2 separate regions of the Homo sapiens genome follow, and region 2 is linked to region 1. A link is an interaction called in ENCODE POLR2A ChIA-PET data of the cell type or tissue named here. Cell type or tissue: GM12878. All regions are shown on one strand.

The links. Peaks named below come from ENCODE experiments on the same cell type or tissue, not always from the same donor. Only the 100,000 strongest peaks of a DNase experiment are listed, where the experiment ranks them.
Region 2: POLR2A ChIA-PET joins it to region 1 with 5 read pairs; 4 of 35 experiments call an interaction of 5 or more read pairs at or near these places.

The regions. Positions count from the first base shown.
Region 1 is chr3:32,886,935-32,891,934 of GRCh38, forward strand. TRIM71 (tripartite motif containing 71) reads left to right here. Exons shown (of 4, transcript NM_001039111.3): 4 at 3,426-5,000. The coding sequence ends at 4,877. Among named protein-coding and RNA genes, the nearest start is that of CCR4, 62 kb to the right of the region's middle. In GM12878, no CTCF peak of the experiment used is centred here; a DNase peak (open chromatin) is centred at 2,037.
Region 2 is chr3:32,764,148-32,769,147 of GRCh38, forward strand. CNOT10 (CCR4-NOT transcription complex subunit 10) reads left to right here. Exons shown (of 19, transcript NM_015442.3): 16 at 308-343; 17 at 535-662. Among named protein-coding and RNA genes, the nearest start is that of CNOT10-AS1, 29 kb to the left of the region's middle. In GM12878, no CTCF peak of the experiment used is centred here; no DNase peak of the experiment used is centred here.

The DNA.
Region 1 (5,000 bases):
AATATGGCTCAATTGCTTTCTGACAAGAGACTTTGGAGGTGTTAGTCCAAGATTTTTAATTCAGCATATTTTTTGAGCACCTTTGTGGGCATGACATCATTTTCAGACACTCAGATGTCCCCATGGGTCTGCCAGTGTTATGCCACCCACGAATGTTAATTATAACTGAGGGGCCCATTTCTTGCAACCTGAGAGCTTTGTAGTGAACTCTGCCACAAACTCGCTCTTCTGGATTTCCTGATGAAAAAGGCCTTTGTGTGTGGGGGTTTCTGCCGCTTTCACCTTAGTTACCCTCCCTCCTGTGAGGCTGACCCACTGTCCTCTCTAAAGGCAGTTCTGTTTCAGAAGAAATAGCAAGTTTTTACTCTTGGGAGAAGCCTATTTGAAAGAAGAGTCCATCCCTTCTTCATTGTAGTAAGCAGTTTCTGCTTGCCCAAAAATTCATCCTCAGAGCATTCCAAAATAAGCTTCCTTATTTTGGATACTTTTGCTATAGAACCTTGCTCCAAATCCTGTGGGGTCCCTCTCTCTTTGACTAATTACTGACTTTTTTTTTTTTTTTTTTTTTCTGTTCCTTCCCAGCAAATCCCTCTTACTTTGCCTGTCTCTGTCTGGGCATCTCTTTGTTACAAGTTTTGTTTTCCTGCATCTCTGGTTACTTTAAGATATATAAGTGCAAGGATTAAGATAACCCTGTTGTAAATATCCAGATGCCTCTCTTCATTCTTGGGCCTTATGTATTTCCAGTGGACTTGGCTACCTCATGGGGTTAGCTGCATATATATAGTTCATGGGTAAGAACCAAAGGTGGAGGTTTGGCCTAATGGGCAAATATTCTTTAATCTGTCCCCACGTGGGCCTCTCCATACACATGTATCCTGGTTCACTGAACAGATGAAAAAGCAGGAATGAGTCGAAATCATATAATCACCCCTCCCACCCTAAAGGGAAAGTCAGGTTGAAATCCAGCTCTTTCAACAGTGGACGCTTATTCTGAAATAGCCTTCTATGGCTTTCAGATCTGTAGAACAACTCAAGTCATGGTCCTCTGTGAAAACTGTTTGGATAAGTTCATTCGCTTCACAGGGGGAAATTGCTTAGAATTAGAGAACTTTTAAAGAATAGAGAAACTAATGTTTCATTGGTAAAACAAAATTCCATATTTCTAAATAGCATGGTTTGAGAACCTCAAGCAGGAATTATTTTGGCAGGTTAGAATCCATGTCCATATATATTATAGCATTTTAGATTTAAAGGGCTCTTTTGGAAATAATACAGACATGCCAAAAGCGTGCTATGTTAAAATTTGGGGTACAGGGCTTCTCAGGTTCCCAGTTGGGTTTTTAAAACCATTCTTAAAATACAGAAGTAAAGAGAAACTGGCCCAAGCACAGTGACTCACGCCTGTAATGCCAACACTTTGGGAGGCTGAGGTGGGAAGATTGCTTGAGTCCAGGATTTTGAGGCCACCCGTGGCAACATTAAGACCCCATCTCTACCAAAAAAAAAAAAAAAAAAAAAAAAAAAAAAAAAAAAAAAGGTGCCCTGTGGTGGTGGTCTCCTTTAATACACATTTCCCAAGCTAATCCTTTTGCGGTTTGTTGTTGTTGTTGTTGTTGTTTTGAGACGGAGTTTCGCTCTTATTGCCCAGGCTGGACTGCAGTGGCACGATCTCGGCTCACTGCAACCTCCGTCTCCTGGGTTCAAGCGATTCTCCTGCCTCAGCCTCCCAAGTAGCTGGGATTACAGCCACCTGCCACCACGCTCGGCTAGTTTTGTATTTTTAGTACAGAGAAGGTCTCACTATGTTGGCCAGACTGGTTTTGAACTCCTGACCTCAGGTGGTCCACCCATCTTGGCCTCCCAAAGCATGAGCCACTGTGCTGGGCCCCAAACTAATTCTTTAAGAATATGAATCTGTCATGTCACTCCCCTACTGAAAGCTGTGGTTGTGAAATGCTGAGCCTGTGCCCACAGCAGGACCTTTGCTGTTTCCTTTGCTGAGATAGCTCTCCCTATGGCCTTTTGCCTAGTCTCAACCTGTAGGTCTGAACTTGTGAAAGGCACTGTCCCTCAGTGCTCTTTGTCTGTATCAGGGCCCCTAGACACTGTCTTTCACATCCTTTTTCTACTTTTTAACACCTATCACTATCTGACATGATCCTTATTTCTTCGTTTGCTTTTGAATACTGCTTTTCTAAACTACAACTCTGTGTGAGCAAGGACCATATTTTATATTTTCTGTGGGTTACTGCAGTACCTCCAATGCCTGGCAAAGTGTAGGTGCTCAGTACACTCCTTTGTCAAATGGCTGTTTTTGGTTTTGGTGGTGGGATCTTGCTATTTTTTTAAGGTGGGATCTTGCTGTATTACCCAGGCTGGAGTGCAGTGGTTATTCACAGACACAGTCATGGCACACTACAGACTCAGCCTCCTAGGCTCAAGTGATTCTTCCACCTCAGCTTCCCGAGTAGCTGGGATTACAGGTGCACAGCACTGTGCCCAGCTCTAGATGGCTGTTTTTAACTTTTATTTTTTTTAATTTATAGCTTACAGAAAAGTTGCAGTAATAGTAACTCCATATATTCCTTCTCCAGATTTACTGATTATGTACGTTTTGTCCCAATTATTATTATTATTATTATTATTATTATTATTATTATTATTATTTTGAGACGGAGTCTCGCCCTGTTCCCTAGGTTGGAGTGCAATGGTGTGATCTCTACTCACTGCAACCTCCGCCTCTCGGGTTCAAGCGATTCTCCCCACATCAGCTTCCCAAATAGCTGGGATTACAGGCACCTGTTACCACACTTGGTTAATTTTTGTTATTTTTAGTAGAGACAGGGTTTTGCCATGTTGGCCAGACTGGTCTCAAACTCCTGACCTCAGGTGATCTGCCTGCTTCATCCTCCCAAAGTGCTGGGATTAGAGGCATGAGGCGTGCGTGTATGTGTGTGTGTGTGTATGTATGTATGTATGTATGTGTATATATGTTTGTGATCTGAGAGTGAGTTGGCATATTGGAAACACAATGCCTTTACCCCTAATCACATTACAATTACAGAAATCAGGAAATTTGATTTTGATACAGTACTAGCATCTACTCCTCAGTCCATAATCAAGGTTCAACAATTGTCCCAACAGTGCTTTTCATAGCTAGCCACTCCCTCCAGTCCAGAGTCACTAATTACATATAGTTGTCCTGTTTCTAGTAACTATCCTCTGTAACCCAGAACAGTTCTTCAGGTTTTTTGGTCCATTTTGATTTTGCTGCTTTTGAAGAAAGACAGATGTCTTTTGTAGACCATCCCACAATATGTGTTTGTCTGATGCTTCCTTGTGATTAGTTGTGGCTTATGTGGTATTTTCTGTGCTTGGCTCTAAGCCTCTGTGTCTTTCTCCACTCTTGCTTTTCCCTCCAGGTAGAAAAGATCCGCCAGGTGAAAGCCAAGTCTCTGTACCTGCAGGTGGAGAAGCTGCGGCAAAACCTCAACAAGCTTGAGAGCACCATCAGTGCCGTGCAGCAGGTCCTGGAGGAGGGTAGAGCGCTAGACATCCTACTGGCCCGAGACCGGATGCTGGCCCAGGTGCAGGAGCTGAAGACCGTGCGGAGCCTCCTGCAGCCCCAGGAAGACGACCGAGTCATGTTCACACCCCCCGATCAGGCACTGTACCTTGCCATCAAGTCTTTTGGCTTTGTTAGCAGCGGGGCCTTTGCCCCACTCACCAAGGCCACAGGCGATGGCCTCAAGCGTGCCCTCCAGGGTAAGGTGGCCTCCTTCACAGTCATTGGTTATGACCACGATGGTGAGCCCCGCCTCTCAGGAGGCGACCTGATGTCGGCTGTGGTCCTGGGCCCTGATGGCAACCTGTTTGGTGCAGAGGTGAGTGATCAGCAGAATGGGACATACGTGGTGAGTTACCGACCCCAGCTGGAGGGTGAGCACCTGGTATCTGTGACACTGTGCAACCAGCACATTGAGAACAGCCCTTTCAAGGTGGTGGTCAAGTCAGGCCGCAGCTACGTGGGCATTGGGCTCCCGGGCCTGAGCTTCGGCAGTGAGGGTGACAGCGATGGCAAGCTCTGCCGCCCTTGGGGTGTGAGTGTAGACAAGGAGGGCTACATCATTGTCGCCGACCGCAGCAACAACCGCATCCAGGTGTTCAAGCCCTGCGGCGCCTTCCACCACAAATTCGGCACCCTGGGCTCCCGGCCTGGGCAGTTCGACCGACCAGCCGGCGTGGCCTGTGACGCCTCACGCAGGATCGTGGTGGCTGACAAGGACAATCATCGCATCCAGATCTTCACGTTCGAGGGCCAGTTCCTCCTCAAGTTTGGTGAGAAAGGAACCAAGAATGGGCAGTTCAACTACCCTTGGGATGTGGCGGTGAATTCTGAGGGCAAGATCCTGGTCTCAGACACGAGGAACCACCGGATCCAGCTGTTTGGGCCTGATGGTGTCTTCCTAAACAAGTATGGCTTCGAGGGGGCTCTCTGGAAGCACTTTGACTCCCCACGGGGTGTGGCCTTCAACCATGAGGGCCACTTGGTGGTCACTGACTTCAACAACCACCGGCTCCTGGTTATTCACCCCGACTGCCAGTCGGCACGCTTTCTGGGCTCGGAGGGCACAGGCAATGGGCAGTTCCTGCGCCCACAAGGGGTAGCTGTGGACCAGGAAGGGCGCATCATTGTGGCGGATTCCAGGAACCATCGGGTACAGATGTTTGAATCCAACGGCAGCTTCCTGTGCAAGTTTGGTGCTCAAGGCAGCGGCTTTGGGCAGATGGACCGCCCTTCCGGCATCGCCATCACCCCCGACGGAATGATCGTTGTGGTGGACTTTGGCAACAATCGAATCCTCGTCTTCTAATTGCATTTCCTAGGTTTCTGTGTTTGGGGTGTGTGTGCGTGTCTCTCTCTCTCTCTCTCTCTTTCTCTTTCTCTCTCTTTTTGAATTTCAAAGAAGAAACAGTCTCAGGGAAATTTCTTTTTT
Region 2 (5,000 bases), 120 kb before region 1:
CCAACATGGTGAAACCCCGTCTCTACTAAAAATACAAAAACTAGCCAGGGATGGTGGCACATGCCTGTAATCCCAGCTACTCAGGAGGCTGAGGCAGGAGAATCGCTTGAATCCAGGAGGCGGAGGTTGCAGTGAGCCGAGATCATGCCCCTGCACTCCAGCCTGGGCAACAGAGCGAGGCTCCATCTCAAAAAAAAAAAAAAGAAAAGAAAAGAAAATATGCCCTCTACCTTCTGAGCCCGAGGAGAAAAGAAAGAAAATATGCTCTGTTGTTCTGCCCCTCAGATTTATTTTCGTGTTTTTGTAGGATCAGACAAAGGTGAAAATGAAGCAATGGAATCCTGTAAGTAAGAAGTTTTGTGATACTTAAGTAGCCTGGCCTGCATCCCAAAAATTTAGATTCTAAATCTTCTGTGTTCGTTTTTCTGCCTGAGGAATACTGCTGTGCCAAGTGGCTCCTCAAGGCGATAGATTGGGTTGCTTCCTTGCTGTTGGCACGGCCTCTTCACCAGTGTCTACACTCTTTTTCCCCAGCTGGTAAGCGGGCCCCTCAGTGCTACCCCAGTTCCGTCAACTCTGCCAGGACTGTGATGCTGTTCAACCTTGGCAGCGCTTACTGCCTGAGGAGCGAATATGACAAAGCCCGAAAGTGTCTCCACCAGGTGAGTCCAGAGTGGGAGGAACTGAACCTTGTAAAGCAGCCAACACAAGTTTGAGGTTTATATTTTTTGTTACTTTGTTTGAAGCATCTGATCAGTTTGTTAAATATTGGAATATCACTTTCCCAGATATAAAAATATTCTTGCAAGGTAAACAACTAATCAGCATTGTAAATGAACCTAGACACTTAAAGGAAAGTTCTTCTTGATGATTTTATTTTAAAAAAAATTTTTTTTTGCCAGGCACAGTGGCTCATGCCTCCCAGCACTTTGGGAGGCCGAGGCAGGCGGATCATGAGGTCAGGAGTTTGAGACCAGCCTGGCCAATATGGTGAAACCCCATCTCTACTAAAAATACAAAAATTAGCCAGGTTGGTGGCACGCACCTGTAGTCCCAGCTACTCGGGAGGCTGAAGCAGGAGAATCGCTTGAATCCGGGAGGCGGAGGTTGCAGTGAGCCAAGATTGTGCCACTGTACTCCAGCCTGGGCAACAGAGCGAGACTCCGTCTCAAAAAAAAAAAAAGATGTTTAAATTTCAAATCAGCAGAATAAAAAGCAACTTGGGGCCGGGCACAGTGGCTCACATCTGTAATCCCACACTCTGGGAGGCTGAGACAGGCAGATCACTTGAGTCCAGGGGTTTGAGACCAGCCTGGGCAACATAATGAGACCCTGTCTCTACTAAAAATACCAAAAATTAGCCAGGCATGGTGGTGCATTCCTGTAGTCCCAGATACTTAGGAGACAGAGGTAGGAGGATTACCTGAGCCTGGGAGGTTGAGGCTGTAGTCAGCCAAGATCATGCCACTGCACTCCAGCCTGGGCAACTGGAGTGAGACCCTGTCCCCCCAAAAAAAAAAGACAAAAGAAGTAAGTTGACAGTTTTAATTATTAAAATTCCAAAAGATGGAAAACTGTCTAAAAGATCACTTATATAAATAATAGTGCATCTGTACAGTTGAAGACAATGCAGCTATAAACTCTAGGTACTAAAATGGAAAGATGTCCAAGACATACTAAATGAAAACAGCAAGGTGTGAAACAGTTTCTGTATAACCCTGTATACATGCATAAAAGATCTCTGAAAGGACACACCAAGAAACTGCAAACATTAGTTGTTGGGGTGGCAGGACGAATACTACATGGCTGGAGCAGTAGAATGGGAGACTTTTCACTGTATACTGTTATGCTTTTAATTTTTTTTTTTTTTTTTTTGAGACGGAGTTTCGCTCTTGTTGCCCAGACTGGAGTGCAATGGCGCAATCTCGGCTCACTGCAACCTCCGCCTCCCGGGTTCAAACACTTCTCCTGCGTCAGCCTCCCAAGTAGCTGGGATTACAGGCATGTACCACCACGCCCGGCTAATTTTGTATTTTTAATAGAGACGGGGTTTCTCCATGTTGAGGCTGGTCTCGAACTCCTGGCCTCAGGTGATCCACCCGCCTCAGCCTCCCAAAGTGCTGGGATTACAGGTGTGAGCCACCGTGCCCAGGTGCTTTTAAATTTTGAATTGTGTAAATCTTTTTTCAAAATGTGAATTATAGGCCAGGCACGGTGGCTCATGCCTGTAATCCCAGCACTTTGGGAGGCCGAGGTGGGCGGATCATGAGGTCAGGAGATCAAGACCATCCTGGCTAACACGGTGAAACCCTGTCTCTACTAAAAATACAAAAAAATTAGCCAGGCGTGGTGGCATGTGCCTGTAGTCCCAGCTACTCGGGCGGCTGAGGCAGGAGAATGGCATGAACCCGGGAGGTGGAGCTTGCAGTGAGCCAAGATCGCGCCACTGCACTCCAGCCCGGGCAACAGAGCGGGACTCTGTCTCAAAAAAAAAAAAAAAAAGTGAATTATAAATCCACCTTTCAGAAAGCCAATACTAGAGAAACTCCATACACACTAAAGAAAGCTACTGGCAATATATAACTAAAATAAACCTCTGAATTCTACCACTGAAATGGTGCATCATGAAGCTTCAAGGAAGATTTTGATTGGATCTCTTTAGTAGGTCACCTGCCAATCCCTGGACCAATCATGGGCATTGAGCCATACCTGTAGTAGGGGACTGGGTACCACCATTGGCAGCCCCAGAGGAATCTCACAAAATTAGAAATAGTTCCTCAAAAGGACATTCATCCAGCAGATATCTGTTGAGCACTTACTTCTGAGCTAAGCCATGGGAATAAGACTGCACATAAGCAGACATACTACAATCTTGCCCTTGCTTGTAGACCTTTGCAGTTAGGAGACACCTTCCTAAAAAGGGAATTGCATGGTCAGAGGATATGCAGGATTTTAAGACTTCTGATATAGAAAGTTTGTATCAAATGGTACATTCTCCAGCAGCAGATGAGAAGGCCCACATCCCCACATGCTTGCCACAGCAACTAAAGTTGATATTAAACCTCTTCTCAGGAGATAGGGTGGCTTTCAGCCGGGCGCAGTGGCTCACACCTGTAATCCCAACACTTTGGGAGGCCGAGGCAGGCAGATCACCTGAGGTCAGGAGTTCGAGACCAGCCTTACCAACATGGAGAAATCCTATCTCTACTAAAAATGCAAAAAGTAGCTGGGCGTGGTAGCACATGCCTGTAACCCCAGATACTCGGGAGGCTGAGGCAGGATAATTGCTTGAACGCAGGAGGTGGAGGTTGTGGTGAGCCGAGATCGCGCCATTGCACTACAGCCTGGGCAACAAGAGCGAAACTCTGTCTCAAAAAAAAAAAAAAAAAAGCCTATGTGGCTTTCACATAGGTTCCTGCTTATGTGAGCAGCCTTGTTGTGCCTAGAAGTGATGATGCTTTACCATGTGAAAAATAACTACAAATTCTATTTAGTCAACTTAGTGGCATCTGGTCAGCATTTCTGATCCCAGATCAGAAAAGTTAAGTGACAGGCTGTCCAGGGTAACATGTTTGATATTATCTAGGCATTGAGTGTATGAGTTAAACCAGTAAGAGTTAAAATGTTTCACTCTTCTCAGTAACAAGGCTAGGGTGTTGAGCAGCCCCTCTCAAAGTGCCCCCAGACCTCAGTCACTGCAGCAAACAGAGCTTTTGATCTAAAGTTACAGTGTGTACAGTCCAGCTGAGGTTCTCGTACAGCAGGTGGCCATGGCTGCTGCCACGCTGGGAGAGACAGATGGGGTCAGGCCTGGTTTGGGGTCTGAAGGGGGTTTTGTTTTGGTCCCTTGGTTTTTAGGTTAATCCAATGGCTGGACCTTTGTTAATTGGGAGGCCCACCCTGCCTGGGAGGGAAGAACAGTGATGTGAAGAGTTGGAAAGGGCTCCGAGTAGATGTTTCCAAGGTTGCCTGCCCACCACTAACCATTCTGAACAGCCAGTAAGCAAAATGCCATTAAGTATCATAAAGATGTTGCCTTGAATTCTTGTATTTTAAAAAAAGCTTCAGACTGTGGTCATTGAAAAAAACAGTAAATAAAATGTGTTACTAGCCACTTGGATGGAAAACAGAGATTTTACTATCCACAAAATGGGCCGGGCACAGTGGCTCACATCTGTAATCCCAGCACTTTGGGAGGCCAAGGCGGGTGGATCATCTGAGGTGAGGAGTTCAAGACTAGCCTGGACAACATGATGAAACCCCGTCTATACTAAAAATACAAGAAATTAGCTGGGCGTGGTGGCAGGAGCCTGTAATCCCAGCTACTTGGGAGGCTGAGGCAGAAGAATCGCTTGAACCCAGGAGGCGGAGGTTGCAGTGAGCCTAGATCGTGCAATTGCACTCCAGCCTGGGCAACAAGAGCAAAACTCCGTCTCAAAAAAAAAAAATCCACAAAATGGTATAAAGACGATCTTGCCTATACAGCTTGCCTAGAAAGCTAGGCTTAGATATATAAAATCTCATTTTCTGAAAAGAGTTGTTATACCTCAGTGTTGTGGCGAGAGGAATAAAAGCCTCCCCACCTCATTCATGAGGAACTTCTTAGAAGCACATGCTCTGGGCAACATGCCCCGCTAGTCTGAGATTTCTCCTAATGCTGCCAGAAACCAACCTAGTACACGTTTCTGGTCTTCCCCAACATCTCCCACGTTCAAGCTGCTACCTTCAGTACCATTTCTCCCCATTTTCTACCTGTGAGATATCTACCCTGCAAGGACTAAAGCAGGCCTCCCTTACCCCAAAGCTCTGTTTGAAAGAAACTTCTTCCTTTCTCTCCATATTCACAGCACATTCACTGCCTTTCTCCCTGGCATTTACGTAACTGTGTTTGGATTATTGTTAGTTATTTGCATGCTTGTTTGTTATCAGGGGAAGTCCCTGTCTTATCTCCATACCCACCTCTGTTCAATAAGTATTTGTAGAAGTCTATTATCTGATTA